Linked DNA regions of Homo sapiens: all the other regions are linked to region 2. A link is a loop called in an ENCODE intact Hi-C map of the cell type or tissue named here. Cell type or tissue: dorsolateral prefrontal cortex. All regions are shown on one strand. Links, peaks and the distances in the headings refer to the core of each region. The heading gives the core; the rest is flanking DNA.

What was found. A loop is a pair of places that touch in the nucleus more often than their neighbours do. Peaks named below come from ENCODE experiments on the same cell type or tissue, not always from the same donor. Only the 100,000 strongest peaks of a DNase experiment are listed, where the experiment ranks them.
Region 1: a loop joins it to region 2, with 3 times the contacts of the local background. A loop is called at or near these places in 3 of 110 quality-filtered maps.
Region 3: it touches region 2 in a loop (13-fold over the local background); 2 of 110 quality-filtered maps call a loop at or near these places.

Annotation. Positions count from the first base shown.
Region 1 is chr6:113,166,251-113,177,729 of GRCh38, reverse strand. It overlaps LOC105377955 (a long non-coding RNA gene), which reads left to right. Exons shown (of 4, transcript XR_942893.3): 2 at 4,570-4,683; 3 at 6,040-6,106; 4 at 9,168-9,235. It overlaps LOC105377953 (a long non-coding RNA gene), which reads right to left and starts at 5,689. Exons shown (of 6, transcript XR_942891.2): 1 at 5,593-5,689; 2 at 4,313-4,384; 3 at 2,753-2,817; 4 at 1,453-1,535. In dorsolateral prefrontal cortex, for the core only: no CTCF peak of the experiment used is centred there; a DNase peak (open chromatin) is centred at 5,049; H3K4me3 peaks cover 975 bases; H3K27ac peaks cover 1,291 bases.
Region 2 is chr6:113,558,639-113,570,117 of GRCh38, reverse strand. The region is part of intron 1 of LOC124901379 (a long non-coding RNA gene); the gene reads left to right. Among named protein-coding and RNA genes, the nearest start is that of LINC02541, 86 kb to the left of the region's middle. RefSeq lists enhancers at 4,510-5,273, 5,274-6,038. In dorsolateral prefrontal cortex, for the core only: a CTCF peak has its summit at 5,261 (motif pointing left); a DNase peak (open chromatin) is centred at 5,207; H3K4me3 peaks cover 1,229 bases; H3K27ac peaks cover 995 bases.
Region 3 is chr6:113,728,952-113,738,370 of GRCh38, reverse strand. No RefSeq gene overlaps it. Among named protein-coding and RNA genes, the nearest start is that of LINC02541, 84 kb to the right of the region's middle. In dorsolateral prefrontal cortex, for the core only: no CTCF peak of the experiment used is centred there; a DNase peak (open chromatin) is centred at 5,580; H3K4me3 peaks cover 646 bases.

The DNA.
Region 1 (11,479 bases), core at 1,420-9,419, 390 kb after region 2:
CGTGGATAAGGGAAATGTAGTGTACACACACATACACATGCATACACACACCATGGAATACCACTCAGCCATAAAAAAATAATGAAGTAATGTCTTTTGCAACAACTTGGATGGAGCTGGAGGCCATTATCCTAAGTGAAGTAACTCAGGAAGAGAAAACTAAATACCTCATGTTCTAACTTACAAGTGGGAGCTAAGCTATGGATATACAAAGGCCTACAGAATAGTATAATGGACATTGGAGACTCAGAAGAGGAAAGAATGAGAAAGTGATGAGGGATGAGAAATTACCCCTTGGGTACAAAGTACACTATTTGGGTGACAGATACACTAAAAGTCCAAATTTTATCCCTGCACAATTCATCCATGTAACCAAAAACCACTTGTACCCCTAAAGCTATTGAAATTGAATAAATAAATAAATAAAACAAATGGTAGCAAAAATAAATTAATTATAAGTACTAAAAAGATAAATTTGCTAATTAAAAACAGTAGATAGGCTACTCCAAATTGGATACAAAGTGAGATAAGAAAGGTAAATCCAGCAGTTTGTCCAGAAGGCAGTAAAACAGAGACACGAAGAGACAAAGTTTTAAAAAAGAGAAGAGAGGCTGGGCGCGGTGGCTCACGCCTGTAATCCCAGCACTTTGGGAGGCTGAGGAGGGAGGATCACAAGGACAGGAGATCGAGACCATCCTGGCTAACACGGTGAAACTCCGTCTCTACTAAAAATACAAAAAATTAGCCGGGCGTGGTGGCACGTTCCTGTAGTCCCAGCTACTCGGGAGGCTGAGGCAGGAGAATTTCTTGAACCCAGGAGGCAGAGGTTACAGTAAGCCGAGATCGCGCCACTGCACTCCAGCCTGGGCAACAGAGTGAGACTCCATGTTAAACAAAAACAAAAAACAAACAAACAAACAGAAAGAAAAAATGTAAGAAAAGAGAAACTACAATACACATACGGTAGAGTGATGAACAGGTCCACAGCTGTCTAAAAGAAATTCCAGAAGATAATAAAGGAAGTGGCTTATAAACAACAACAACATGTAAAGAAAACAGGAAAGTTTTCTAGAATTGAAGGAAGATATTCAAATGAAAAGGTTCACACCAGCTGTCAAGTGGTTTGAATAAAAAATAGTGATTTGATAGATCAAGAATAAAAAGGAAATGTTCAAAGGTACAAGAGAGGAGACAGAGTTTGCCTATGGTGGCAGGTTGTATTATTTACTTACAAATCTTCTTGCTTACCATTGCCAGGGTGAGTGGTATATACTTCCCTGGATCCTTGATTTGGGGGTTGGCTGTGTGATTAGTTTTGGTCAAGGGCAAAATGACAATGTGCGAGCTCCAAATCTGAAACCCTTTTGAGTTTGCACTCTTTCATGAAGAGTATGTCCCAGCTAGGCTGATTCCTTCAACATAGTTCCCAAGATAAAGACATGAAGAACATACCTGAACCCAGCAGAAAGCTTAGAACCCAGTTAGGCCCAAATAAGCCTGTCCAAGGTCAGCTGTACTGCAGTCCATTTATAGAGCTGTGAATATGAAATAAGCAATTGCTGTTCTAAGTCACGGAGATTTGGGGTTGTTTGTTATGTAACATTACTGGAACAGAAACCAGGTAAATTTACAAAGAAACTATAATTAAATGAACAATTGATTTCTCATCAGGATTGACATACTAAGTTGAAGAAATAATATCTAACATAAATGACTGAAGCAGGTTGGGTGGGGATTAAAAAGGCAGTGTAGGAGCTATGGCAAATTGGAGGGCTCACCTAAACATGTTATTTGAGCTTGTGAAGACATACACTCAGTTTTGTCAGACTGGCTATTTTCTTAAAGGGAGAATTTGAAAACCTGTATTTCTATGCATAGCCTGCTAATTTTAAAAAGTTGATGACATACCTGATTTTTGTCTCCTAACTTTTTGTGAGCCAACCTCACATGTTCATAGCCTGCTTGTGTTTTGAGGGCCAGATATAGTGTGGGCGACTAGTTTTTCAACACCATCTTGAAAGCCTGCAGGATGGTTGGGGAGAAAGTAGATTTGCCCATCCTCTCTGACCTCACATTGTTCAGATGACCAGAGCCTCCTTCTATGGCCAGAGCTCAGTTTCTGACTGGGGGCCAGGATGCTGCTGTTGGTTCAGCATTTGTGCTTTGCCTGCTCACCACCTTGCCCTAAACCATTTGGTTATCTTGTGTGCCCCCATCCCTTTTCTTCACATTTAGCCATTTCTACTCAAATGTGTGTGTCAGCTTTTAAATATAAACTTAAAGATGATCACAAAGATCTATAGAGTCTTTTCTTCTGCCTTGATTTTTTTTAAAGGCTGATGGGAGTGAGGTTGTTCTCCTTTGGAGTATGTGTGGTTCATCACTGATACATCAGAATTACTTTATTAGCTTAAAGGTAAAAAACTAATGTCCTTCAAGCTTCTTCCTGCAAATAAGGATGATCTTTTCAATAGAATACATAGTCCAAATATTCTTTGCAAATTGTCCTTCAACGGGAAAATCTGGTATTATTCATTCAACAAAACACATGAAACCAATATTCTTTTTGGTATTCAGTGATTATTGTGTTGAATGTTGTATAATGTAGTTTTAGTTGAGATTTTGATAAATTATTATTCCTTTTGTTTTTGTTCTTCCTAGTAAGTTTGCAACATTAATACATGAGGCTTGTCTCCATATTTAGGGCTGTGCCGTTAACACAATACCAAGATCACAATCAGAAACAACTTACATGTATTCTTTACTAACACAGAGGCTCATCAGAACAGCTTCCGTAGGTTGCCAAGAAATGTCAGCCTATTATACAATAGAAAGTCAATTTACTTTTAAGGCAATCCCTTATTGAAAGCTTTCTTAATCAGATTATGTGTATATTCAGAAAGCAAAGAGAAAAACAAAGGCGGTGACCTTAATAGATCTAGCTTTACAATTTTTTGTTGTTGATATATTAAGATAATGTCAGCCAAAGTGATATTGAAAGACCTCAGTTATCTAGTTTGTTTTATCTTTTTTTTTTTTGACATTTTACTTTGTGCATCATGACATGCCTAGTATCAGGAAATGGAATGGAAAGTACGGTTCTTATTCTAGGTATATGGTGGGAAACCTAGGGGATTCTTACAGTCGGTACATGAGCATCTTTTTTTTTTTTTTACAATAAAAAGGAAAGACTGTTAGAAAATTAGTTTTACCCTTTCTAAACACTGTCCTTTTTGAAAGTTTGAATATATCCACAGTCTGTTGAAACCTTGAAACTAAAAATTTAGACTCTTATCATCATCTTAAGTTCTTCATGCTACTCTTAACCTCCCAAAAAGCAGTCTCTAAGTCACATACTTGATGTCTTCGGCATTTTCTCTCTCAGCCATGGAGAGCTATGAAAGGAAGAATCGCTGCTTTTCTCAAGCAAATCGGTTTCTTGATGTCTTTTGATTCTCACTCCTTGCCTGCTCCTGGTGTTTTGACCCCTTTTTTTATAGAACAGAGTGCTCTAGAATAATGGATGGTCTTGGAAGGTGGATAAATAGGGACAGGGACAGTTAAATTGGGAGCCTTTCTGACAACCTTGATGGGTTTTTTCCCCCCAAGTTTCCTTCTCCACTGAAATGCCACACCAATGCTAGTTGGATTCATGAGGTGGCCAGACCAATGTGTTGTTTTTCTTTATTATTATTTCTTAAAGCTTCCCTTGAGAGAATAAATGGTAATGGAGAGAACTACTTAACAAGGTCCTGGTTTCTCTTGCAACACAGTAGCTAAACTTGCCTGCTTTTATGTGCATTTTTGTAGGGATCAACTTGGTAGACAGTATGAGCAGAGAAACGACACCTTGATCTTGGTTTGCAAGCCCTTCTCCCATCAGTCCTAGATTAGGCCCTGTTCAGCCATGCAGGGGTGTTGGTTTATGCGTGCTGCAGCAGTGGGCATAATGAATGTAATTTACTCAGTGGACAAAGGTGTGTACCAAGTGAATTTAAATAATTGGTGTGGATTGGCCAGTAGCTAAGAAGTGGGCTTTCAAAGAGTATTGAAGACTGAAAGGTTTTTGTTTTTGTTTTTTTTAAAGAAAAAAAAACCATTGATTGTAGAAAATGAAAAGCTAGGGTTTGCCCTCTTCATGTCTACTCTCCTTCCAAATAGTTATATCCAAAACTGTTTCTCCCTCTCCCCTACCTTATCCCCCCTATTAAAATAGAAACAGGGATTGATTAACGTCCCGCTCCTGAATACATGTAAAACTTGTACAAAAATATCTTCTATGAAAATGATTTGTAATCTGTAGACTTATTACCTGGGAGATGTCTTGATGTAAAATCCCATCCTTTGGGTTGTGGGATTTCTGTTTTCTCCAAATAAATCTGATCTTTTAAGTTCATAAAAAAAAAAGAAAAGAAAATTATGATTATCTGGCCACAACTTCTTTCAGGTTTAACATTGCCTACATTGTAAAGCCTGCCATTACTCTATCTGCAGAATAAGACCTGTATGAACCATGAACATTAATAGGTAGAAATTAACTTGAGCAAGTGTGTTTTCTATTTTATTTAGCATTCACAACCAAAACAGGGCTTTTTGATGACTACAATCAACTGCCTTCATGCTTGAGTCTAAGCTTCCTAAATCAGAAAGCGCCAGAAATTACACTTTGAACCTCCAAATAGTGTGAGTTGAACAGAAGTGTATTTTTGGATACCAAATGTGCTCTCATATCCTTCCAACTCTGAAAAATCAAACAAGCAGGAATTTCATTATCTGGGTGTCCAGTCTTTATCCCTCACAACTGACCCTGTCTTCCTGTGACCCTCTTCCACAGCACCAGACAGAGCCATAACTGTTTCCCAGTGTTCTTTTCCATTGCACCACCACCCCCTCTATCTCCTCCTCGCCCTCTCCCCTCCCAACACAGAAATGCTTCAACAGAAGGCAGAGAAAACTCAAAGAATCCCCCTTTACTAACTAGAACTAAGATGAATTGTGTCAGAGTTCAGAGCCCTGTTGTTGCTTTGGCATGAAATCATGGCCCTTGGTTTCTGCCAAGGCGGGTGTCAGCTGGTGAATTATAACACTGGCAGACAGGACTGAGATAAGCAAAAAATACAATGACAGCTGCTACACAGAACTATTCTTTCTGGCCTAGTGAATACAAAAATACATTGTGTAAATAAAGACAGACAGCTTCATTATGCAATTGTCTGCTACTCTGTCACTGCTAAAGAACAAGTATTGATTTTGGAAAATATATCCAGACTCTTCAAGCTAATATGCTCTTGCTCTTGCAATGTATGGGGCATTAAGGAAAGAAATAATCTAATCTAACTTCCTCACATTAGAGCTGAACCAACATGTAAATTTAGTATAACATCTCCCTACATTAGACATTTGAAATTTAGCTTTTTGAAAAACAACCATTTCACATGCAAGTCCTCAGTTCTATTATTTTAATGTAAAACTCTAGAGCTTGGACTGCATTTTCGTGAGTTATAATGTAAGTGGGTGTATTAATCTGTTCAGGCTGCCATAATAAAATACCATAGACAGGGTGACTTAAAGAGCAGAAATCTATTTTCTCACAGTTCTTTTGGCTGGAAGCTGCAGGTAAAGGTCTGGCAGGGTCAGTTCCTGTTAAGGGCTCTCTTCCTGGCATGTAGACGGCTGCCTTCTTGCTGTGTGCTCAGATGGCAGAGACAGCAAGAGTGAGCACTCTGGAATCTCTTCTTATGAAGACATTAGTACTATTGGATCAATACCCTACCCTTGTGACCTCGTTTAACCTTAAACATCCTTAAAGGCCCCATCTAAAAATGCAGCTACACTGAGGGCAGGGAGGAGTTGGAATTTCCATATGTGAATTTTGGGTGACACACAACATTCAGCCTATAACAGTGACTTGGGCAAACTTGATTTTTATTATAAATAAATTACTTGATGAACTTATTTACCTTCTGATTGGTGATTTCTAATACACTAAATGGTGTTTTCAGTAATATATCATTTAGTGACTATTTTTTTCTCATTTAGCAACCAACATGAGGAATTGAGCAGGAGAAGCAAGAAGTGTTTACAGTGAAACAGTCTTCAAAGCGAGGTACCTGAACACTTGTAGGTCCCTGAGAGCTATTCTGCAAGGTCAATTCTGTTTTTAGAATAACACTAGAGTTGTTATTTGCCTTTTTGACTATGCTGACATTTGCACTGATGGTACAAAAAAAAATAGTGATAAAATTGTTGGCACCTCAACATGAATTGAGGCAGTGACACCAAATTACACTAGTAGTCATTGTATTACTTACTGTCATGTATTTGCAGTTTATATAAATATATAGATATATGCATATAGACACACATATCTACACACATACATATACACACATACATATACATGTCTGTGTGTATGCCAATTTCATCGAAAATTACTCTTGATGAAAAAGTAAAATGTATTACTTTTGCTAGATTTTTACTGTTGATCACCCATCTCTTTAATATTGTGTGTCCTAAAATGAGAAATATGCATAAAACACTTGCTGCATACTGAAGTAGGATGGTCAATGGTAATCTGGAGGAAAAGAATTTGTGTGATTGTTTGAGTTGCAAGCTTAACTGACCACTTTTTTTGTTGGAAAACTATTTTTACTTTAAAGAACAACTAACAGACAAATTATAGTGTTCATACTTATTTGGCAGACATTTTCTTGAAAGTGAATAAAGTGAGCATGCCACTTCAAGAAAAACAACTGACAAAATTTTTTCCAATGATAAAATTTCAGCTTTCAAGTGAAAACTTGAATTTTGGAAAACTTGTATCTATCATTGTAGCTTGAAGATACATAAAAGACTTCAGTGATCTTAATAGATGTGAATTTTAAAATCTTATATAATGTAATGTATCCACATTTAGAAGTGGCATAACAGTTTATTTGTCTATTCTTACATTGCTATAAAGAAATACCTGAGGCTGGGTAATTTATAAAGGAATGAAGTTTAATTGGTTCACAGTTCTGTGGCTGTACAAGAAGCATGGCATGGGCATCTGCTCAGCTTTTGGTGAGGCCTCAGGAAGCTTACAATCATGGCAGAAGGCAAAGGAAGAGCAGGTGGTCACATGATAACAGCAGGAGCAAGAGAGAGAAAGGGGAGGTCCCAAGTTCTTTCAAACAATCAGATCTCACCCGAACTAACTGAGGGAGAACTCACTCACCATCAAGGGTGTGGCACTAAGTGATTCATGGGGGAACTTCCCCCATGATCCAATATCTCCCACCAGGCCCCACCTACATTTCAAGATGAGATTTGGAAGGAGGAATATCCGAACTGTATCACTCAGTGAAACAATATTTTCCACGTAAACAATAGTTGATGGTACAAAATCATTCATGAGTAAAGGAGTCCTTCAATGTGCAATATAGACCAATAGATTTGAAACCAACGCGGTACAAAAAAATGCACTGATACAGTTATTTACCTTCCATTGGAGCTAACTACCCTTGGTTGAGCTTTTGTAGATATCAAATATTAATATCTACAGTTACCCGAAAAGGCTATTGAATTTCTTCTCTCCTATCCATCTACATGTTTATGTGAGGCTGGATTTTCTTTATATACTTTACCCTAAATAATGTATTTCAACAGATTTAGGAGAAGCTGATCTGAGAATCCAGCTGTCTTCTGTTAAGCCAGACATTAAAGTTGGCAAATATGTAAACCAATGTCACTCTTTCCAGTAATTAGTTTTTCAGACAAATGTAATTGTAAAAAAAAAGTATCTGTTAGCATGTGTTTATTATTTTAAATGAATTAATAAATAATATCATTTAAAATTTTTGTTTTATAATAAACCTTGAGAGAGATAGCCCACATAAACACAAGTTGTTTTGGATCCTCAATAGTTTTTAACAGTGTAAAGGATAGGAGAACCACCGCTATAGAGGGAAGATGAGAGCATTTGGCAACTGGAAACCTTTGGCTTTTTAATGTAACTTTTGCTAGTTATCCTGTGATTTGGGGCAAGTGACATAACTCTGAGTCATAGTTATACCACTTATAAGATAGAGATAGTAAAGTCTACTGCACATGGTTTTTGTAAAGATTTATTTAATGAGACCATGCATATGAAAGCCCTTTATAAACTGTAAAGTGCTGCATGATGTCACACTTGAAGATGCTACACCATCTTCAAGGCTTACTTCAGACCCTCATAAAGCAATTCCAGCCACTCCCTTCTGCTCCCAAATTTGGAAATGATTTTCTGTTTTCTGACTCTGCATACTAATTTTGCGTGTTTACATGTGTTTCTACTGGTACACTTGCCTTTATACTTATTTAAGCTCAGGCCACTCCTCTTGGACCATAAGCTTCCTCAGCAAAGGGATTTTGTATGCACCTTTGTATTCTTTGCAGACAGTATTACTCGTAGGAGGTATTTAATATGTTTGCATTGAATAGAATATAACTAATGAATATCCCCAAATCTTTTTTATTTATTTAATTAATTAATTTATTTTCGAGACAGAGTCTTGCTCTGTCATCCAGGCTGGAGTGCAGTGGCATGATCTCGGCTCACTGCAACCTCTGCCTCCCGTTCAAGCAATTCTCCTGCCTCAGCCTCCCGAGTAGCTGGGAATACAGGCACACACTGCCACGCCTGGCTAAGTTTTTGTATTTTAGTAGAGAAGGAGTTTCACCGTGTTGGCCAGACTAGTCTCGAACTCCTGATCTCAGGCAATCTGCCTTCCTCGGCCTCCCAAAGTGCTGGGATTACAAGCATGAGCTACCATCCCCAGCCCCCAGATCTTTTTTATGTGGTGAGATTACTTTTTTAAATATGGGACAAGGTGGCATATGAGGCTCAAATTCTTTAGAAGGCAAAAACCAATTCTTTTAACATGTATTATAGGGGGAACGTCAAAAGATAACCATACATCTGTGATGTTCCTGTTGCAATAGGTCATTATTGCCCTTTTCTCTTATCTCCCTCATAACTCCCTGTCACTGGTGATACAAATGTCGTGCAGAGCTTTGTTCCAAACCTGTGTTTCCATGGGCAATGCCATGAGTTGATTCAATATATTTAATTAAAAAATTATTTAAACTGTTTGCAGTCCATTTAAGAAGGCTTATTTTGCTTTTGCTTTCTGTTTTTCACTTTTCAGGAATTTGCTCCTGTCTGCAGAAATTATGAAATTATTTTTTGAGAGGGATCCCTTACCTTTAACTTGTGCTTAAAGCTGTCAGCTAGAGGAGATAGCTAATATGGTTTGGCTGTGTCCCCAACAAAATCTCATCTTGAATTCCCACATATTGTGGGAGAGACCTAATGAAAGGTAATTGAGTCATGGGGGCAGGTCTTTCCCAGGCTGTTCTCATGATAATAAGTCTCATGAGATCTAATGGTTGTTATAAGGGCAAGTTTTACTGCACAAGCTCTCTTTGCCTGCTGCCATCCATGTAAGACGTGACTTGCTCCTCCTTGCCTTCTGCTATGATTTTGAGGCCTCCCCAGCCATGTGGAACTGTGAGTCCAATAAACTTCTTTCATTTGTAAATTGCCCAGTCTTGGGTATGTCTCATCAGCAGCATGAAAACAGACTAATAGAATACCCACATTAATTCCTTGTCCCTTTTGATAAGCTGCAAATGTGGAACCAGGCTGACTAGCAGGATTCTTCAGCAGTCTTAGCAACATTCCATGCTAAGCAACATTCTGTTCTGTCCAGTACAATAGCCAGTAGACAAAAGTGGTGTTTGAGCACATTTAATGTGGCTAGTGCAACTGAGGAACTTAATTTTTTAGCTTAATTAATTTAAGCTTAAATTTAAATAACCACACGTGGCTAGTGGCCACTGTATTTGACAGTGCAGGTATAGAGTGTGAGTCAAGAAGATTTTGCCTATTTGGGACAAGTGACTCATGAAATGGTGAATTGAGGGCCATAATCTAAAGGTAACTAAAATTGCTCTTTTTCCTTTAAGAAACATAAAAGATAAAATTTCTTTTATTTTTAAACTAAAGGAACAAGGACAAATTTATGGTGAAAGATAAACAATAGGGAAAATGGAAACACAAAAGCAGATATACACAATGACCACATAAAACTAAGAACTGAAGGAAAGGAAAAGGTAGACAGGAAACAAAACTCTTGGGGTTCTGAGGAGTTAATTGGATAAACGTTTATCTTATCCTGTGTTTCATTTAGATTGTGTCTTCAGATTATTAGCATTTCTAATATTGCTCTTTTCTATTCTGGCTATTTACTGCTTGTAGTTATTATAGTTTTTATTTAATCAGATTTAAAGAGGACCAGTGCTTCTTAAACTACTACTAGAATTTCACTAAGATAAAATTATTCACTGTGTTGCTGCAATAATGTCCTAAAAAAATATTATTCCTAGGGGTGCATGAAAGAAAGCCAACAACAAGTACAGATGTATCAGAAACATGAACAAAGAAAGTATCAGAACAATAGTATTCTTATTAGTTGAGAAAGAGAAAAAAATACTGTTTTAAGTTTTATGGATAAATTTTGATGTATATTAGAGAATCTTCTAATCTTACTTGATCTCATCCTTTTGGTAAGCGATCTATGAAGCTGTAAAGTTTAAGATGTTGGTAACTGGGAAATACAATGTGTTTAGTAAAGGTCATTAAGTTCCATAAAAAAGTAAATAGAATTTGCTCTTTAGTAATCTTCAGACTGTGAACACTATTGATTCAGCTACATCTGCAAAAGCAGGTGGTAGGCCTAATGACCACTTTAACAGTAAATCAGAATCACAACATTACTGTAAAAACTGATAATGTTCCTGAAGATCACTTCTAAGGTCAAGAAGGTAGTAAATTGGAAATCTTGCACACAACCTCAGCTACTTATAGCACATAGTTAAAAATGGGAAAAAATTATCTTATTTCTAAGAATACTTTTCAAACTTTTTCAACATTCTCAAAACTCCTTGAGCTGTAATAAATTATAATATTGCCATAATTTCACTACAATAAAAAAAACTCAGTATAAAGGAACTTACAAGTAAGTTTCATTATATATTTAGTCTAAAAAGGCAGTATTTCTTAAACTAATGATCTAAGAACATTGTGAAATCCATTTAAGAGCCTCAAGAGCAGTGTTTATTTCATTTAAATTGGATAGGGTAGACCAGAGTGCTTTGCATGGAGTAAGGGTAAATATTATATTGTGAAATTTGGTTTCATTTAGATAAATATATATTTATTTGCTTATTGGTTATGTTGTACAATGCTTTTCTATTGTGGGTTACCTTGCCAAACACTGTTCTAATTAAATATCCAATTGATTTAGTGCTAGTTCAAAACAGGGCTAGACTGTCTACACACTGAAGCATGCTTTTCCTTCATGGAAGTGGACAAAAAATTTTAACATTCATTCAAATTTCCTTGTTGGTAGTTTTGGATCAAAAGATAGTGAAGTGATTAGGATTTATTGATTTGAAT
Region 2 (11,479 bases), core at 2,152-10,151:
AATTCCAATTAGCTTCATATATCGTGCAGGTTTGTTTGGGATTTTAAGTATTTCTTTTAGTAGAATGTTTTAATGTAATTTATTTATACTTTTGCCTTTCAAAACTTTTATATTTCAAATAAATTTCAGGTACTGTGATGACTTCTCTTCTATAAAGGCAGGTTCTTATATACCTATTTTAAAATAGAAGAATCTGAGGTTTCAAGAGATTAAGTAAATTGCCTAAGTCACAGAGCTAATATGTGGTATAATTAGGATTAAAATTCACATTTACCTGTTTCAAAAGTTCATGTTCTTTATAGTATATGTAAATTAAAGTAAGCCCCTCATTCCCTAAATCACTCCCAAAACAAGACACTGGAAACACAGCATAAGTTGCTAACAGAAGCAGCCAACTATCATGGCCAAACTGTGGACGGTTCAACTATAAAAATAGAAATAAAGAACTAACCAGTTTATATCAAGTTGGCATTATTCAGAAAAAAGAAAAATCTATAATGGGATAAAATTTTCTAAATAACAAACTGAGAATAAAGAAGCAGCAATTACAAATGACAAAATATTCTTTCCTAATTTTATCTTTAACATGAAGACAAGGGTAACAATGGTGACTTGATTGCCAAGATGCTTTTTAAAAGAAATAAGACTTTATAAAAGAATTCAGCAGGACAGATCATGTTTTGGACATTTAGGAAATTTCTTCTTAAGAGTCTAATTTCTCATGCACTATCAACTTAAATGTGAAGATGTAAAATCATTGGCCATACCTATACTAGCAACAGAATTGGGTATGACAAAGACTTGTTGACTTGTTTTAATCCGATTGGCTAGAATTTATTAAGGTGATCCCTGCAATTTATGATGTATAATAGTCATAGCTAAATGCCTAAACCTGTCTTTGAAAAGTGGTTTCGTTTGAGACTCACAAACTGATTTTCTACATATGAAAAGTTGTCTAATGAACAAGAAATTCATTCTTAGGGTCTTGACAAAAACATAAGAAATGTTCTCTTTTTTTTTTTTTTTTTTGTGACAGAGTCTCTCTCTGTCGGCTCACTGCAACCTCCACCTCCAGGGTTCAAGCGATTCTCCTGCCTCAGCCTCCCAAAGTGCTGGGATTACAGGCTTGAGCCACTGCACCTGGCCTACTATATATATTTCAACCTAATACATTGTAATGGTTTGTTGGCCAAAGACACAAAATGCAACTTGGGTCTGAAATAAAATATTAAATTGCCTATGAGAAGATCAAAGTTGAATGAAAGTGACTCTGTCAAGGTTCTCAAAGTGGCTCCCTGGGCCAGCAGCATCAGCATCACTTGGAAACTTGTGAGAAATGCAGACTTCGGAGCCTGGCTGCAAACTCACTGAATCAGACATTTTGAGATGTGTCCCCAAAATCTGTGTTTTAATAAGCCACCAGGTGATTTTGATGCAGGCTAACATTTAAGAATCACTGGAGTATGTTTTCTAGCATAAACTATGTATGTCCTCAATACCACTGAAAATGAAATCGAGTTGTATTGGACTTGTATTTACTTTTTGTGCGAGCTGGTACAGAAAACACAACAGCAGCATAATCATTCCATTTTACCCATTTACAACATTTCATTTCACAAGAAATACTAGATATAATAAAGCTATATGAAAAAAATCTATAGCAAGATCATCTTTAATGGAGGAGTTCTAGACCCAGTCCATTCATGGATAGACAAGGATGTTCATTTTCAACCCTGATGACATTATAAGAGCTTCTAGCCAATTAAATAAGGAAAATAGATTTTAAAAAAGTAATAGAGATATAACCTTAAATTCAAGGGCCTCAATAAACTATTAACATAATAAAAAGACAAAGAAACTTGAATAAAAGGAAAGATATATTTAATATTCTGTATACATATTTTAAATTTCCATTACTTAATTTATTAATTCTAACAAATCCAGTCAAAATCCCAGCAGAACTTTTGAGTAACTTAAAAAATTGATTCTAAAATTTATGTAGAAAGATAAAGGCCCATGAATAGTTAAAATGTTTTTTAAAAAGAGCCAAGAGAGACTTACCCAAACAGAAATTAAGACATTTAAAAAACTATTGTTTAAACATGTGGTACCGGCACAGGAACACACGGGTAGATAATAGAATAGAATAGAGTCCAGAGAGTAGAGAAAATAATACATGAGATTGAGATGATAATCACAAATAGCAAGGGACTAGGAGTAGTGGCTCATGCCTGTAATCCCAGCACTTTGGGAGGCTAAGGCAAGAGGATTCTGCTTGAGGCCAAGACTTTGGGATCAGCCTGGACAACATAGCGAGATACCATTTCTATAAAAAAAAAAAATTAAAAAAGCAGCCAGGTGTGGTGGTGCATTCCTCTAGTCCCAGCTACTCAGGAGGCTGAAATGGGAGGATGGCTTGAACCTAGGAGAGCAAGGCTGCAGTGAGCTATGGTCGTGCCACTGCATTCCAGCCTGGGTAGACTGAGTAAGAAACCATCTCGAAAAAAGAAAAAAGGAAGAAAAGAGAAGAAGTTAGCAAGGAAAGAGTGGATTCCTTATTAAGGAATAGATTAATTGGGTCACCATATGAAGAAAAATAAATTGGGAATTCATACATCATAGCATATATAAAAAGAAAAGAAGAAAAAAGAAAAAGAAATCCATTTAAATTAGATTAAAGGGCTAAAGTTGAAAGGCGAAAATCTAAAGCTGTTATGGAAGAAATAGAGAAATTTATCTTTGTGATCTCATGTGGAGGAAGCTCCAACAGAAACCCAAAGCACAAATGAGAAGAAGAAAAATGAATGTGTTTTGCAATATCCAAATATAAACATTCTGTTTAACAAAGGACTACATAACCAAAGTTAATAGGCAGATATAGATTGAAGGAAGGTATTTATAATGTGAAAACTAACAAGAAATTATCTTACATACACATAAATGTATAATTGGTTTTTGGAAAATAAGCAAGAAAGACTGTAAACCAAATAAAATATGGACAAAATACATGAATAATAATTCACAAAAGCTTAGGGTGGGAATCAAATAGTTAACAAGCATATGAGCAGGTGCTTCCTAATATATTTATGCATTTATTTTTTTGAGACAGGGTCTTGCTCTGTTGCCCAGGCTGGAGCACCGAGGTACAATCTCAGCACACTGCAACCTCCGCTTCCCGTGTTCAAGCAATTCTTCCACCTCAGACTCCTGAGTAGCTGGGATTACAGGTGCATGCCACCACGCTCGGCTAATTTTTGTATTTTTAGTAGAGACAGGGTTTCACCATGTTGGCCAGGCTGGTCTCAAACGCCTTACCTCAAGTGATCAGCCTACCTCGGCCTCCTAAAGTGCTGGGATTACAGGTGTAAGCCACCTCACCGACCAATGTTTACTAATTTGAACAGTCATGAGCTACCATTATCAGGCTGGCAAAAGTGAGGTAGCTTCAGAATATCCACTGCTCATAATATCAACTGTTGTTGGAGGTAAGGATGATGCAGTCACTATGGGCAGTAATATGGCAGTATTTAGTAAAATTAAATATTCATGTAACTGTGATCCAACAATCCTCCTCCTGGTGTACACTCCAGAGAATCTCCCCCCCACGTCCACAGGCAGACTTGGTTACCACAGTGCTAGTCCTGTCAGCAAAGGGGAGGAGGCAATTGTATGTGTTTATCACCAGTGGAATATGTAAATATCATGTGTAAATGCAAACCATGAAACCTAGTTGACTAAAGACTCCTGGGGTCTCCCAGAAGACTACCAACAAAGGATAATTATCTTCCTTATCTGGATTCTGAACAAATTAAGAAATAAAAGCAAAAATGAATGGAGATCTAAATATTGCTTTTATTGTTGATAACATAGCATTCGAAGATGTTTAGTGTGGGTGAAAAAGGACCCGAACACTGAAAACCAGAGTAGACAGAATCTCCACCTTGGGCCAGGTGCCCACATGGGGCGCCACATCTAAGCAGGAGAAAAAGTGGACTCTCTGAAAGTCGCCAGGACCCATGAAGAAGAAGGGGAAGACAGAGAAGAGCATGCCCAGCCATTCTTCTCAAATTTACCCATTAATGCAAGTCATGGAGTAAAAAATGGAATAGAACGAGACGCTTCATGGGAAAGTAACATCTGTGTGAGGAAGAATGACAATGGAATAGACCTCAAAGGATAAGAATGGTGAAAAAGTCAGGACTGATACAATCACAGTTCAATCTATGTACATTAAAATAAACACATGTAAAAGACAAATGTAGAATATTTTTCAGGAATATCCATCTAAGGAAATGTATGAAAGGTAGATTTGAAAGGCAGAGATTACATTTTAGGGATGTCTATGTCTATGGGGAATTAATACTAAATGTTTTAAAAAATAAAATGGGAGATTTGCACAGATAAAGGAAGATAGAATGACCTGAGGTGAGGCATATGAACAACTTTCTGGGGTTAAAAAGAAAACATTAAAAACGCAGATATGACATGGCATATTATTATTGCTTGCATTTGTATTTGTATATATAACTATCCCACAAAAATCCAACAGCAACAACAAGAAAAAATAGTTATTGAATGACTGCACGGATGGTCTCGGAGTTCAAAGATGGACAAGATATTGAGCCTTCTCCAGAGCTTAGAGTCTTTTGGCGACAGCTTTCGTTTGTACAGAACGTTTTTAGGTCTTATGAGAGTTCATCATTAATCAGGAGACATAACATCAGTGGGAGAGAAGAGAACACAAACCCGAAATCACGCTGATGTTATGGGCGACCTTTTAACTTCAAGGCTGTGCTTTTCACATCCGGAGTGTGCTCCTTAACCAGTTATCTTCTATTCACATTTCTCACTAGTGATGGAGACACGTTGCTAACTCAGTTCATCTTGTTTCTTTCCCAGAATCTAAAGGGAGAAACACAATCGTTTTCCTATTCTTGTTACATAACTATCTTATGAGAAATCTGCTAGCAAAACGCCCCGGCTCGGCCCTGGATGAGGGGCCAGGCCCAGGAGGCGTGGAAGAAGAGAACTGCCAGCACCGGACGGGGTCCTCCCTGGCTCAAGGAGAGGCAACTCCTGTTTGGACCGTGCGCACAGCGCAGGGCTGCTGAGCGGCACTGACTAGAAGGGACTTGGAAAGAACCGCTCAGCCCCACAGGCGACAGATGGTGTTTCTTCTGCATTTGTGTGGAGGGGGTGGGGGAGTGTTGGTAACAATAAGCAGCAGTAGCCACTTGACAGGCTCCCTGCTGCCAAGAATTTGCATGACGAGCGCTTGCTGCCATCTGGAGAACTTCAGCTCATTGAGGAAGAATCGGTGTTTCAGCTTCCATGCTCTGTGGGCCCCAGTCCATGCTGAGGATATCCTCTCCCAGGGGAAGAAGAGCGCAAAAGGGAAACCAATCAGATGAACCTGGCTTGGGGGAGGTCCAAGTCCACTGCACCATCCCTTAGGCAAAGTCAGGGTGAGCTGGCCATGCTGGCCTAATCCCGAGGACGTGTGGACAGATCTGGCACTTCAGAGTGGATTAGGTCAATGGAGCCCAGCACCTTTTGAACATGAGTCTGTTTACACAGCAGTAGTCGATAGAGGAAATGTGGACCCGAGGAGAAAACTCAAACAAGTACCCTGTTTCCCATGGCCTCCAGAGGAGAGTTCAGTGAGGCAAAAGGCTGACCATACACCCCGGGGATTCCAGGATTCCGTTCACAGACCACAGTGCTGTGCATTACAAACACATGTGTGGGCCATTTAATTAAACACATAACAGGCTTCCAGCTGCTAAGATTTTGTGTGTTTAAAGCAAGATGTATTTTCAAAGTGCAAAAAAAAAAATCACTTAAATCTTAAGTTTTACTTTTAAAGTATTTCCTTCCTTTCTTGTTAACTATCTGGGAAATTTGTTACTTTTTTTCTCGTATATATATGTAAATATATATGTATATATAAATATATGTATATATAAAAATATATATACATGTATATATAAAAATATATATATACATGTAATATATACATGTATATATAAAAATTATATATATACATGTATATATAAAAATATATATATATATATATTTTTTAGCCAGGCTCAGTGGCTGTAATCTCAGCACTTTGGGAGGCTGAGGTGGAGAACTGTTTGAGGCCACGAGTTTCAGACTGGCCTGGGCAACATGGCAAGACATTGTCTCTAAAAATTTTTTTTAAAAAATTAGCTAAGCATGGTGGTGAGCACCTTCAGTACCAGCTACTCGGAGGCTGAGGTGTGAGGATCACTTGAGCCCAGGAGGTTGAGGCTGCAGTGAGCCATGATCACACCACTGCACTCCAGCCTGGGGGACTGAGTGAGACCCTGTCTCAAAAACAAACAAAAGAATTTTTTTTTTTCTAAAATGTCTCTAATTGGTATTTAAATTTTACTGGATCAAATGATATTTTAAATATAACATCAGGAGATTATATCCTATAGTTAAAAACAAGTTACCAGTAGCAGTTAAAAGGTCTGTATTTAATACACATAACCACAAAGCTTGATAAACGCTCTGTCTTGCCAGAATTTCCAGTGTCAAACTGCATGAACAGTGTTCCTCATAGGAGAAAAGACATGTGCTCAAATATATTAATTATGGATTAATCAAATAAGTGAGAGTAAGACCACATTTACTATTGATGCTCTGTGAGATTTTTGAAGGCGGAAACTATTATTAATATATCTATCTTCATTACCCCAGCAGGTAGCACAATTCCTGCCATGGGGTAGGAGTCTGTGTTTGTTTCAGCATTGGGAGTTACAAGGAACAGAATATTGGTAAAGTTAAACCAAAAGAGAGATTTATGGGAAAGTTGCTTCTCTCTCCTATGGACTAAGAGGTGAACAGCCAACACTAGAAAGGAAGTGCCAGTCTCACAAACTGCAGGAATGGGTGGTCTTTAGTCTCCACAACTTGATGATAAATGTGCTGACATTCTGGTGACCTCTGTATCTAAATTTCAAATTCTCTGAAGGTTGATTTTGGTAGGCCTAGGTTGGGTTGGTGTTGGGTGACTGCTCTGACCCATCAGAGAAGGATGAAGGTGGCAGGCACGAGGAATGCAGTGGTGGCTGTAGGAGCCTGACTCTGGCTATCAGAGGCAGTTTTCGAACAGGGGGAAAGGTATGTTCACATGTAATGTGCAAAGAGTAGTGTGCAGTCATTTTCAGAACGTCATGAAGCATCATCAGGTATGAAGCATTCTGGTTGAACTGGATTATTTCGGAGAATGTAAGCTTAATGCTCTGTTTGTCCAAACTTAACATTTAAATTACTTAAAACTTTTAAGTGCATTTCCCTGACTTATTAGGTTGAATTATTGAAGTGATTTAGTGCTTCCATGGTTCAGAATAATAATTATGCACATTAGTTATTATGCAATACTGTAACATAGTGATTCCCTTAAGAACTACTGAAGGTTAAGAGAGGCAGGCCGGGTCTAGGGTGGTAGAGGGAGGCACCTGGGACGAGCCGTTTATGAAGGCAGCCCAGCATGAGAATCACCTGTAGAGTATTTTATTAGCTGCTTCCTCCTGTGTGCCTCCCTTGCTGCACCCTACTCTGGACCCTGATGAGATTACTATTTATCCTTATGCAAAAATGGCTCTATATTATTCACCCTGAAAGTTTGACAGCTCTCCCTTCTCAGGAAACTTTACTACAATCATTCTCACTTCCCCACCCATTCAAACTCTCCTAATCTTGTGTTTGCCACAACCATGGTGTCCTAATTGCTCTTTCCCCCACCCCATCCCCCAATCTAGGGCAATCCTTATTTTAAATATTCCATCATATGTTTCCATTGCCAACACACCACCACACATGTGAATGAAATACTCATAGATATAGGCATGGATATGTGTATCCAAGCAGACTTAATGCATTCAGAAAAGGGTCATTTGAAAAAATACTAAATAAGTGATTTTTTTTTTTTTTTTGAGACAGAGTCTCACTCTGCGACCCAGGCTGGAGTACAATGGCGCAATCTCAGCTCACTGCGATCTCTGCCTCCTGAGTTCAAGCGATTCTCCTGCCTCAGCCTTCCGAGTAGCTGGGATTACGGGTGGACGCCACCACTCTCGGCTAATTTTTGTATTTTTAGTAGAGACAGGGTTTCACTGTGTTGGCCAGGCTGGTCTTGAACTCCTAATCTCGTAATCTGCCCACCTCAGCCTCCCAAAGTGCTGGGATTACAGGCATGAGCCACCGCGCCCAGCCATGAGTGATATTATGTGCAAACACATTGGGATAAACACATTTCCTATCAGAACATGCGTCCTGATATTTAGATTTGAAAATGTGGTTGTTATAACCATAATCTAGGAAGAACTAAAGATTTAAAGGAGAAAGCAGACAACTACACTAGTAAAATTATATACTACATTTTAAGTAAATCTCTAAGACATCACAATTTTTGTTTGAGCCCTTGAGGGTGGTGGCAGTACTGCCCTGAGAAAACAATAGTGCATGACCTCTGCAACAGATTCTAAACTTACTTCTAGTCTCTGTGTGGCCATTGGGGGCCTAATTTTGGGTAACATAGGTGATTTCCAGACAAGGGTGATATGATGGCTATCCTGTAGCAGAACATCATTAATTTAGAGGGGACGCCAGGTCTCAGATTATTTTTCTGGCTCTACTGCAATTTGCTAAATTACCTTGGGCAAGTCACTTAAGGAATCTCTCAGGAACACAGTTTTCAAGTCTATAATGTTAAAGAGTTGGACTAGACAATTTTGAAGGTGCTTTTCAGTTATAATATTTTATATTCTCATTATTATCAAAATAAGTTGACCAATATAAAACTTGGAAAAAATTTCTATTGTTTCTGAAAGCACCTGAGGCAGTCTACACACATCAGACAAAGAAACCACACATTTTTAAGGGGTTTTTTTTTATAACACCCACTTGATACTCATCATAAGAATAAAATGTTGTGCCTTTGTGACTTGTGATTATAGCTCTGAGTCATTCCAGTGGTATGGCATTTGTTTTTGCTGTGTCTATATGATATCTGTCCAACCTTATGAAAATTGAATTTTAAAAAGTTAACCAACAGTTGGTTGCTTCCAAAACACTAGACAATGAGCCAGCTCAGAGGACAGAATTAAAATGTCTGATTTTACAGAGACCTAGTCTTTGTATAAGGAATAAAGTAATATAGACATCTAGTCTGGTTAAGTATGTTTGCTTGCTTTTACCCTATGTAATTATTCTTTCGGGGGAGTATGCTATGGGTTGAAATGTGTTACCCCCTAATAAAGAAGGATATATTGGCATCCTAAGCCCCAGGACTTTAGAATATGACTTTGTTTGGAGATACAGTCTTCGCAGAGGTAATCAAACTAAAATGAGGTCTTCAGGTGGGTCCTAATCCAATAGGATTGGTGTCCTTACAAAAAGATAAAACTTAGATACAGGCATGCATCTAGAGAGTCTGCCATGTAAAGATGAAAGCATAGATAAGATGATGCTTCTTCAAGCAAATGAATGCCAAAGATTGTCAGCAAACCACCAGAAGCCAGGGAAGTGGCATGAAATAGCTTCTTTCCCTTGGCCTCAGAAAGAGTGAACTCTGCTGATACTTTGATCTTGGACTTCTAGGTCTAGAACTGTGAGACAATAAATTTCTGTTGTTTAAGTCACCCAATTTGTGATACCTTGTTGTGGCAGCTCTAGCAGACTAATAGGGGGTTCTTGTTGTAATAGTGTCTAAATAAGGATCCCTTATTAATTTCAGCGCTGGTTTTGGACACATTCACATGCACATACATTCCAAAATTACACTTTTTTTTTGTATCATAGTAAAACAAAAAAGTGTGCTTTAAAGAGGCCCTAAAGAATTAGTACTTTATACATATGCTTACCCGTGGCCTGGAAACCCAATTGCTTTCTGGATCTAATTTTATTAGTGGAATAGTAACTATTAGTACAATTTTCAGAATCATCTTGCTACTCAAATGTACACATAGAATTAGGAATTTATTCTAGCACATTTATGAACCATCACTAGGCATAGATCTTGTGTGACAAAGAGTGGTCCCTCCCTTCATGAAAAAAGTCCATCGTTCTGCCATTAGCAAGTTTTTGGGCTATACGAGCATTTGTATCTTTCTTCCTCTAGGAAATATGTTATTGAGGGATTATCCTTAAAAATTCTTACTATCTTCCTTATAATCTCATGAAAAAGAAAATTGTATAACCTTCCTGGTTTCCTCTTTCAGCATTCCAGAGTCCCCTAAAGGAAGAGAATTGTTCCTAATATCTAAGTAAGGTTATCCTTTTTAGAATTTATGCTTGAACTTATTTGCATTTAGTAAGAAATAAAGAGCCTAATACAGCAACTGCCGCATATTGTATGCTTTCACTTGGAGGTAATGAATATGGAACCAAGGCTATAACATTTTTAGTCCCTTCTACTTGCTTTGCCAGTTTTAAAGTAAGATTATATGCTTATAGAAATGTTGTTTTCCTTTCTGGCTAACTAGGCTGCATTTTTTCTCTCTCTCTTTGATATGCAGGGAGCAAAAGTAGGGCAATTTAAATATATCTTTTGAGCCAGGGAAGCTAGCAAGAAACAATCATAATTTTAAGGAAAAATTAAGAAATGGTGACAGTGTTTAAGTAGAAGATTACATTGTGTTTGGATTCTGTTAATTACTGCTACCCCCACAAGCAGTTGCAAAGGCCTCCTGGACATTATTTCCAATCTATTTATGGATCTTCAGAGGAGAAGTTATGAGAATGTCTTTTTATTATATTCTCTTTAAACTTTCATTTTCAATAGCTCACAGTTAGTTGTCTGGAATGAGGATGTGTATTAGACTAAATATGCAGGGGTCATAATTTTGTGACCCACTTCCTTCTTCATGCCCAAATACATTTGCAAATAACTCTTTCCAGATTCTGTTTGTCTGTTGTGTTAATTTACAATGACATCTTTTCAACTGTCTTGGTTTCAAAGTGTCCTGTCTCTTTAAAGTAGCAATTTCCTATTTGAAGGGATCCATTACCATGCCTACAAGAATGTGGGTAGATTAGAAAAGCTGTTCCACACTAGTCAGTGACTTGTAGAGGAAGCTTAGAACTGAGATGAGCAGACAGAATAAAGATGGGAGAAAATTAGTGCTGAGAACAGGAGGTAGATTGTAAAGAGAAGCTGGGTGTATCTGTCTTGAAAAATGGGCTTCACTGCTGGGGTTTATTTAGGTAGTTTCTTCTTTCTTCAGATTTCAATGGAAGTTTTTATCTTCTTTATTAGAAAATCATAATTGATAATTCCATTTATTTATATTCTCTTCTAAGTAAGAGAGAAATATTTTGATTTTATTCATTGGTTTCCACATAATAGAATTTTATACCTTCCTCTTTGACACCATATGTCCATTTGAGAAATGCAGGGCTTTGTTAGTCCCCTAAAATGAGCTGCATGTGTGCCAGGGGCAGCATG
Region 3 (9,419 bases), core at 1,420-9,419, 170 kb before region 2:
GGTTTTTTCTAGCTTATAGCTCTGAATTTAGGTCCCTTTTTCATGTTCCAAGATGTCAGCCAGAGCACCAACCTTCACAACTGATTTTCTGTGACAAAATGGAGGTTGGAGGAAAAAAGAAGAAAAGTATGTTCATTGGCTGTTTAAAAATAAATTTTGTTGAAACTGACACTCAATTTTTTTTATATCTCCCTAACTAGTCACATGGTCACACCTCATTTACAAGGGAAGCTGGGAAATGAATTCTACTCAGGGTGGCCCCACCCCTGGCTAAATATTGGGCATTCTATTACTAAAAGAGAGGTGGGCAGGTTCAACCTGGCATGGATGTAATATCTTCCATGACTAACAGCAATCTTAGTCATATCTTCCCTGTATCCCCCGAGGTTCAATGCATCTTTCATTGGGTTCCCATTAGCCTATAAATGCTTCAGTGGGGAGACTACTTGCCTTTAATGAGTAAAAGAAATGGTAGGTTTGTCTTTGTTTGGACTACTATAAGAAAATACTATTTTCTGGCTTATTAACAACAGAAATCTATCTCTCACAGTTCTGGAGGCTGGAAAGTCCAAGATCATGGAAACAGTAGCCTCTGATGAGGGCTTGCTGTCACATAGATGGTGCCTTCTAGCTGTGTCCTCACATGGTGAAAGGGAACAATGAGTTTTTTGGGGGTCTCTTTTATAAGGGCACTAATCCCACTCATGAGAGCTCTGCTCTCACGATCTAACCATCTCCCAAAGTCTTCACCTGTTAATATTATCACAGCCGGGATTAGATTTCAACACACTGATGTGGAACACAAACATTAAGACTATAGCAAAATGTTTAATAAATGTGTTTCATGATTGCATAACTAAATGAAAGCTGTGCTTCGCAGGAGGCTGAGGCAGGAGAATTGCTTGAATCTGGGAGGCGGAGGTTGCAGTGAGTTGAGATCTTGCCACTGCACTCCAGCCTGGGTGACAGAGCGAGACTCCACCTCAAAAAAAACAAAAAACCAAAAACAAACAAACAAAAAAACTAAACTAAATGAATGCTGTGTCAACTAAGGATTTTGATTCTTAACTTCTCAATTCTTTGAACTTCTAAGCAGAGGTAATCACTATTAATCTCTCTTTCTCTAAACATCCCAGAGAGCAGTCCAACAAAATGCCCTGTTCTCAACTAGTTAATCACTAATCTAGGACCTTATTTATGGTGAATTTCCCAGGACACTTGCTTTTGACTTAGGGAACATGTCAAACTTGTTGCAACACAAAATATTGTTGCAAATGTCCATTCTGCTAAATCAGATTACTTAGGTAATATTTAATCATTAAAAACCCTTAATTCAGGAGGTGAACTTCATCTGAGATAAGGTAGTACAACACTACAAGATTCTCATAATCTGTTCAAGGCATGCTAAATAAGTATAGCTGTTTTGGATAACAATAATAGTATATAAAAATCATCATATAAATGTTCTTTCCCTTTTGCTCAGTTATTCCAATCCTAGAAATTCATTTTAAAACAAATAATTCAATAGAAAAAAATTAATCTGTGCACTAGACTGTCCTTTGCTATATTTTTATAGTTATTAGCAATCAATTGAAAAATATACACACACACACACACATATATATATATATACCTTCATTAGGACTTATATGCTGTAAATGCAGTAAGTATTTTGAGTCAACTTGACTAAAATTATTTTCTTTCTTTTACCCAAATAATGGTTTATATTTGTGAATATTTCATTAAAGAGTGGCTAGGATAAAAGATAGCATGTTTGATATTACTCTAAATGTTGATAGGATGTTAAAATGCTGCCAGGAATTAGCAGTTGGTTGCCTGTGGGCAGGTAAATGATCTATCAAGATTTTCTCTGATTCTCTGTTCTCTGATGTTGCTTATAGGAGATAAGATTTCATATCATGACTTTTTTTTCTCCCCTAGTAACAGCTTAATTGAGCTATAATTTACATACATAAAATCTACATCTTTTAAAGTGTACAATTCAGTGGATTTCAGTATATTTACAGAATTGTACAACCATCAACACTATCTAATTTAAAACATTGTCATCATCCCAGAAAGAAACCCCAAACCCATTGGTAGTTACTCCTCATTCTCCCCAACCCCCACCCTTAGCCATCACTTATCTACTTTCTGTCTCTTTGGAATAGCTATGCATTAGCCACTGGATTAATTTATTTTTATTTTTTTGAGACCAAGTTTCGCTCTTGTCACCTAGGCTGGAGTTCAATGGCGCAATCTCGGCTCACTGCAACCTCCACCTCCCAGGTTCAAGCAATTTTCCTATCTCAGCCTTCCAAGTAGCTGGGATTACAGGTGCACACCACCATGCCTGGCTAATTGCCACTGGATTGATTCTCTCTCTCTCTCTCTCTCTCTCTCTCTCTCTCTATATATATATATATATATATATATATATGTGTGTATGTATATACATGTGTGTGTATATATATATCTTTCTATATAAGCATTCAAACATACATGCACATACACATATGTATGTATGTATTAAAGTGTTGCACGAGAGAAGTGTCTCAGATTGCAAAAACAGCGACATATGCAGGCATTCAGAAGACTTCAGGCATTAGAAATGTATTATAAAGGCAAATGTGGAAGTAAGAAAGAACAGGAAATCTTTATTGCAGGGCATGTAAAGAACTGAAAAGTCTCTGGGGGACACACATGGAGTAGTTAAGTTGTGGATCTTGGACCCAGCCTGCCTGAGATTGAATCCTGGCATCTTCATTTACTCTGTGTGTGATCTTTGGCAAGTCACTGAACTACTTTGCTCCTGTGTTTTCCGATTTTTAAAATGAGGATGACTGGAGAAGCTACATGGTAGGATTGATAGGAAGATTAGTTGAAATAATATAAGTAGACAAGAGAATAATGCCTGAACATAGTAAGTACTGTTAATGTGTTAACTAATATTACTGAAGATTTCAGTGCATCTCTTCTGATTCAATTATTTGATCCTTTCTTGGAAGCAGCTGACTTTTTAATTGGCTCTGTTGGTGGTTTACACATCAGGGTGACTCAGCTTAATCTCAATGATCCAGTTTTTCTCTACTTCACTTTCTATTGCCTGAGTTCTATTGCCTCGTGGTTCCTGCTTTATCACTTTTTTTGTGGCTTTCCCTCAGCTTCTTCATCACTCCACTAATGACTACGTCTTTCCTTCCACAAGCTCTGACAGAAAATCTGATGAATTTGACAAGTCCTAATAAAATAGAGAGTGTCTGTGTTGAATAATGTCTACACACAGATATTATTCACAGACACACAGACTGATGAGGACCAGTCATAGGCTGGTTCTCAATCAGCCTATGGTAGCAGGGCTACATGGCACAGAATGTGGGCGCACACACACACACACGGAGGAAGAGGTATGGGCTTGGTGAAAACTGTGGCTTCTTAAAAGAGGGAGGTGGCTGGGTATGGTGGCTCAAACCTGTAATCCCAACATTTTGGGAGGCCTAGATGGGAGGATGGTTTGAGACCAGGAGTTTCAGACCAGCCTGGTTAAAATAGTGAGGCCCCATTTCTACAAAAAAAAAAAAAAGAAGAAGAAGAAAATTTAAAAAGTTAGCTGGGCAATATAGCTTGAGCTTATAATCCCAAGTACTTGGGAGGCCGAGGCAAAATAATGGCTTGAGCCCAGGAGTTAGAGGTGCAGTGAGCTGATTGTACCATTGCACTCTAGCCTGGGAGACAAAGTAAGACCCTGTCTTTAAAAATAAATAAATAAATTTAAAAATTAATTTAAAATTGAAAATAAAAAATAAAAAGAAGGAAGTATAGTTTTCAGTACTTTGCATGGAATGTCCAATACACTGTCAGGACACAGGAATACATTTGCTATATTAAGTGAGAAAAGCAGAATACAAATTTATATAACAGAATTAAAACAGTGGAAGAAGGCCAGGCACGGTGGCTCACGCCTGTAATCCCAGCACTTTTGTGAGCCCAAGGCGGGTGGATCACAAGGTCAGGAAATCGAGACCATCTGGGCTAACACGGTGAAACCCCGTCTCTACTAAAAATACAAAAAATTAGCCAGGCATGGTGGCGGGCACCTGTAGTCCCAGCTATTCGGGAGGCTGAGGCAGGAGAATGGCTGAATCCGGGAGGCAGAGCTTGCAGTGAGCCAAGATCGCGCCACTGCACTCCAGCCTGGGTGACAGAGCGAGACTCCATCTCAAAAAAAAAAAAAAAAAAAAAAAAAAAAAAAAAAAAAAAACAGTGGAAGAACAGAAGAAAATATACAACTGAAGTTCAAGACCAATTAGCCGGCCATGATGACGCATGGCTGCAATCCCAGCTACCTGGGAGGCTGAGGCAGGAGAATCACTTGAACCAGGGAGGCGGAGGTTGCAGTGAGCCAAAATCGTGCCATTGCACTCCAGCCTGGGCGACAGAGCAAAACTCCGTTTCATAAAAAAAAAAAAAAAAAGTAACCATTTCTCTACACTAGGCACACAAAAAAGCAGAGAGTTATAGTATTACTTAGATAATTTAGGTTGGGGATTTTATAACAGAAAGAAAAAAAGTTTTGGACAGGATTTCTTATGTTGTTTAGTCCTCCCCCTTTGCATAACTGACACAGTTATATAGTCTTCCCCATATTTATTTTCATGAATATGGAGACCATATAAAGTCCTTGGTTCACCCTACCTGTTCTGGACATGCTGACTCTTCAAAATAGGGTTTTCTTTTTTTTAAACTCTACGTACTTGGAGAAATCTATGACACATGGCTCGTAGTTTATGTCCCAGCTGTTTTCTCTTAACCTTGACTCTGGGAATTTTTCCCCCAAACTAATTTATATATCAAGGCAGGATGCAGGTCAGTGGGGAGTTGTATTTTGGATGCAAGGATGTTAAGGCACAGAGCATGAAAAGACAACAGGATAATCGTTGCAAATTATATATTAGTAGCTTCATAATTTTCAATTCTTTCTCACTGTCCCATAGTTTTTCTTCTCTCTTTCCTCTTTTGCCTTTATCAAACTTTCACAGATGCTGTTTTGCCCCAACTTTGTAGTTTGGATGTGAGGATATTAAGGCACAGAGCATGAAAACACAACAGGATAATCTTTGCAAATTATATATTAGTAGCTTCATAATTTTCAACTCTTTCTCACTATCCCATACTTTTTCTTCTCTCTTTCCTCTTTTGCCTTTTTCAAACTTTCACAGATGCTGTTTTGCCCCCAACTAAATGACTTATGTTTCTGAAGTAATTCTAAACCTCTATGGGCAAGAGCGGCACTCCTTTTAAAGTCATAGGATCACAGGAACAATTAATTAAAAACAGCAGGCTCTTACCTGATGTCTTCAGGATGACTTTTAATTATGCTAAATGCCCTACTTTTTTCTAATGAGGATGTTCTGTAAACCCTGCACATGGTTTTCCCATCCTGCCTGTGCAGACAAACCCTGTGTCCAGCAGGACTGCTGTTGCTTGCCAGACCAAATCCTTTCTCTGCGACAAAGCCTGCCATTGTGTCTCCCATGCAGCCCCACTGATTTTTCCCAAAGGGCCTTTTAGAACATGTGCGCACTTATTTCCATTCCCTGATGTGCTGAACGCAATAATAGCCAGAGAACCATGGTAACTTGCCTTCACCCCGGACTGGGACTCAGCACTGTCTGGTGTTCCCTGAAAGCCATATCTGACAGCTGGACTCTGTGTATGTGTGTGTGCTAGTGGGGGAGGGCAATCTCTGCTGCTTTTGTTGGAGGGTGAGGGAGGAATAAAGAGCTGAAGAAGTGACATGGTGTCAGTGTCCTCATTGACTCAGCTGTTCAGGAGCCTAATCCTGGCTCACAACTGGATGTCCAAGGGATTGAAGGAGAACTTTCCTCCTGGCTACCTTCCAAGTGTTTCCAAATGCACTTGAGAAAGTTCCATGTGATTTTTTTTTTTCATGTAGCACCTGCTCTAACAATCCAAAAGCAACTTTTTTTCTCCTCTATTATACTTGTACATCTGTTATTTTGCTGACATGGAAGCTAACATAACAATCAGATTCATTACTTGCCCAATAAGTCGATTCCAACTAAGCTTAAAAGACCTCCGTGTATTCTTTGAGCATTTATCCAATGAGAGAACAAATTAAGAAATCCTGTCTTTAAAGGATTTTGGGGGTTAGATCAGTAACATATCATTCATACAAGTTTGTTTCATTTCATGGTGGTATTGAGATGAAAGTAGAATGTCTGAATGATGAATAAGACAGTGAGAGATACCTGGAAATCTTTTTTTTCACTTTTCCTTAAGAAAAAACAAATTTTTGGAAAGAACTTTAAAAATTCCTCAACTTCCTGTCCACAGAACAATTTTAACAGATGAAGACCTTAATGGAATGACAGTTCCTTTTTTAAAAAACTTATTCTTAATAATAAAAAGAAAGAAATAGCTTCTTTTCTAGAGCTATTTTTTTCCCTTAGAATTACAACAACACATACAACTTCACACCCTCAAAAAAGTAAGAAAAATAATTAAAAATAAAATCTACTTGTATGTCCTTCAGTGGCGTGGAGGTGAGTGATGAAAAAAGGCAATTAGAAAACAACCTCCCCTGTTGAAGCACACGCCTTGGTTCAGCCCTAGACAACTTTCTTTGTGTGAGGCTGGGTGGTGCCTCACACTAAAGGGAAACATAAAATAAAGTTTCACTAAACAGAGTATGTTTGGAGAGAAAGAGAGCAAATAAACTAGTTAAAAAAGGTGCTATGGCTGGACACACCAAGCTGGCCGAAGACATGCTGGTGTTGGAGTTGTAGATAGTTATTATTCTCAGTAGGAAAATTTAAATCAACAGGATAAACTTTATGTATGCTCACATACAGCCAGTTTATATAATGTGGACTTTATCTAAATTAGAAATGAATTCTGCTGCTGGGCGAGGTGGCTCACACCTGTAATCCCAGCACTTTGGGAGGCCGAGGCGGGCAGATCACGAGGTCAGGAGATTGAGACCATCCTGGCTAACATGGTGAAACCCCGTCTCTACTAAAAATACAAAAAATTAGCCGGACGTGGTGGCGGGCGCCTGTAGTCCCAGCTGGCCTCTTTTTTTTTTTTTTTTTTTTTTTTTTTTTTGAGATAGGGTCTCTTTCTTTTCCTCAGACTAGAGTGTGACTATACTCAGTGGCATGATCACGGCTCACTGCAGCCTCAATTTTCCAGGCTCAAGCAATCCTCCCACCTCAGCCTCATGAGTAGCTGGGACTACAGGCACAGACAACTATGTCTGTTATTGTTAATCTTAAATTCCATCCAGCAAACATAATTGAGTGCCTGTTACATAAAGAGTTGTGCTACAGGCTGCAGGGAATAAAAGCTGAATAAAACGTAACCCTCCTGAGGTGTTACAGGCTAATTGCAAAAAATGGAGGTAGGAAAGAATAGGAACATTTCTTAAACGTCTAGGACTAGGAAAAATAAAATAAGTCACATAGTTACTATGTATTTTTAAAAAAGATTTGAGGGCTGGGCACAGTGGCTCACACCTATAATCCCAGCACTTTGGGAGGCTGAGGTGGTTGGATCACTTGAGCCCAGAAGTTCAAGACCAGCCTGGACAACATGGTAAAACCCCACCTCTAAAAAAAACTAAAATAAAAAATAAAATAAAAATAGAGAAAATAAAAAAGATGTGGAGCTTCAGCATACAGTAAAGTTACTGTTTGATTAAGGGTTAGGTATAATTTCTTTTTCTATTTTTTATTTTACTTTAAAAATGTATTTAATTTATTTATTTATTATTATTATTTTTGAGACAGAGTCTCACTCTGTTACCCACGCTGGAGTGCAGTGGTGCGATCTCGGCTCACTGCAACCTCCACCTCCCTGGTTCAAGCGATTCTCCTGCCTCAGCCTCCCAAGTAGCTGAGATTACAGGCATGTGCCACCACACCCGGCTAATTTTTTTTGTATTTTTAGTAGAGATGGAGTTTCACCATGTTGGCCAGGTTGGTCTTGAACTCCTGACCTCAGGTGATTCACCCGCTTCAGCCTCTCAAAGTCCTGGGATTACAGGCATGAGCCACCAGGCTTGGCCTATCATTAATTTTTTTTAGAGATGGGGCTTTTCTGTGTTGCCCAGGCTGGTCCCTAACTCCTGGTTGAATTCCAACCCATAAGAAGGAGTATTCCAGGTCTAGTTAACCGGATGAGTTAAGGCTGCAAAGTTCAAGTTGTGTTATTTTTTCCAACTAACCCACAGATATTTACCATATAACTGTAACAGTACAATTATGTATGTGTGTATACATATATATGTGCATGTATGTGCAGGTGATCTGCCTGCCTCAGCTTCCCAAAGTGCTGGGATTACAGGCATGAGCCACCGTGACTGGCCAACAAATATCTATTGAGCACCTCTGATATAAGCCATGTCTAGGCACTGAGGAAACAACAATGAAGAAAGCAAAATCTTCACAATCATGGAGCTAATGTTCTAATAGTAAGAAATGACAAAAAAAAAAAACAACCAAAAAACAAGTGAGTATTTATGTCCTATGCCAATAAAATCTATGGAGAAAACCTAATTAGGTAAAGAGGAGAGGGCATACTTTATATAGGTGGTCAAAGAAGACATGACATTTGAATAGAGACTTGAAGTCAGTAAAGGAACAAGCCAAACAAATATTTGGAGAAAGGACATTGCATGCAACTGGAACAGCAAGTGCAAAAGCCCTGAGGGAGATGTGTGCCTGGGAGTGTAAGAGGCAACGTGGAGACCAGACGGACTGGAGCAGAGTGAGCCAGAGGAGAGCATTAGGAGTCTGAGGTGTGAGAACTTGGGGGATGGGAGTTGGATAGGCCTTCAAAGCCATTGTAAGCACTTCGGCTTTTAGTCTAAGTGCAATGGAAACATTGGTTGATTCTATACAGAAGAGTGACGTGATCTGACTTATATTTATGGAGGTGTGGGAGATGTGGGCCAAAGTGGCAGTGGCAGAGTGAGAAATGGGTATAATCTGGAATAATCTGAAGAAAGAGCTTTACCAATTAATTAGAACTGGAGAGTGAGAGAAAAAGAAGAGTCAAGTACAACTTGAAAATTTTTGCGTTAAGCACCAGGAAGGAGGCCCGAAAGAAAGGGAACAATGTGGAAGCCATAAACCAAAGCTGAACCACAGTCTACAATGTTGACCCCAAAGTTTCCTAGATACTCCGTTGGAAGGGACAGTTCTTTCAAGGAATGATGATGGCCCAACTCTACAGCACATGTCACTTGTGCAACTGCTGCACTATCACCCACGTGAGTGAAACCCACAATTCCTAAAGAACAAAGACTGAAATGGCCTTCATACAAAGCTTTGCTCATAATGAAGGAGGCCAGATGCATTTTGGGTTTTCAGTTATTTCATACACTGTGGGTTAAC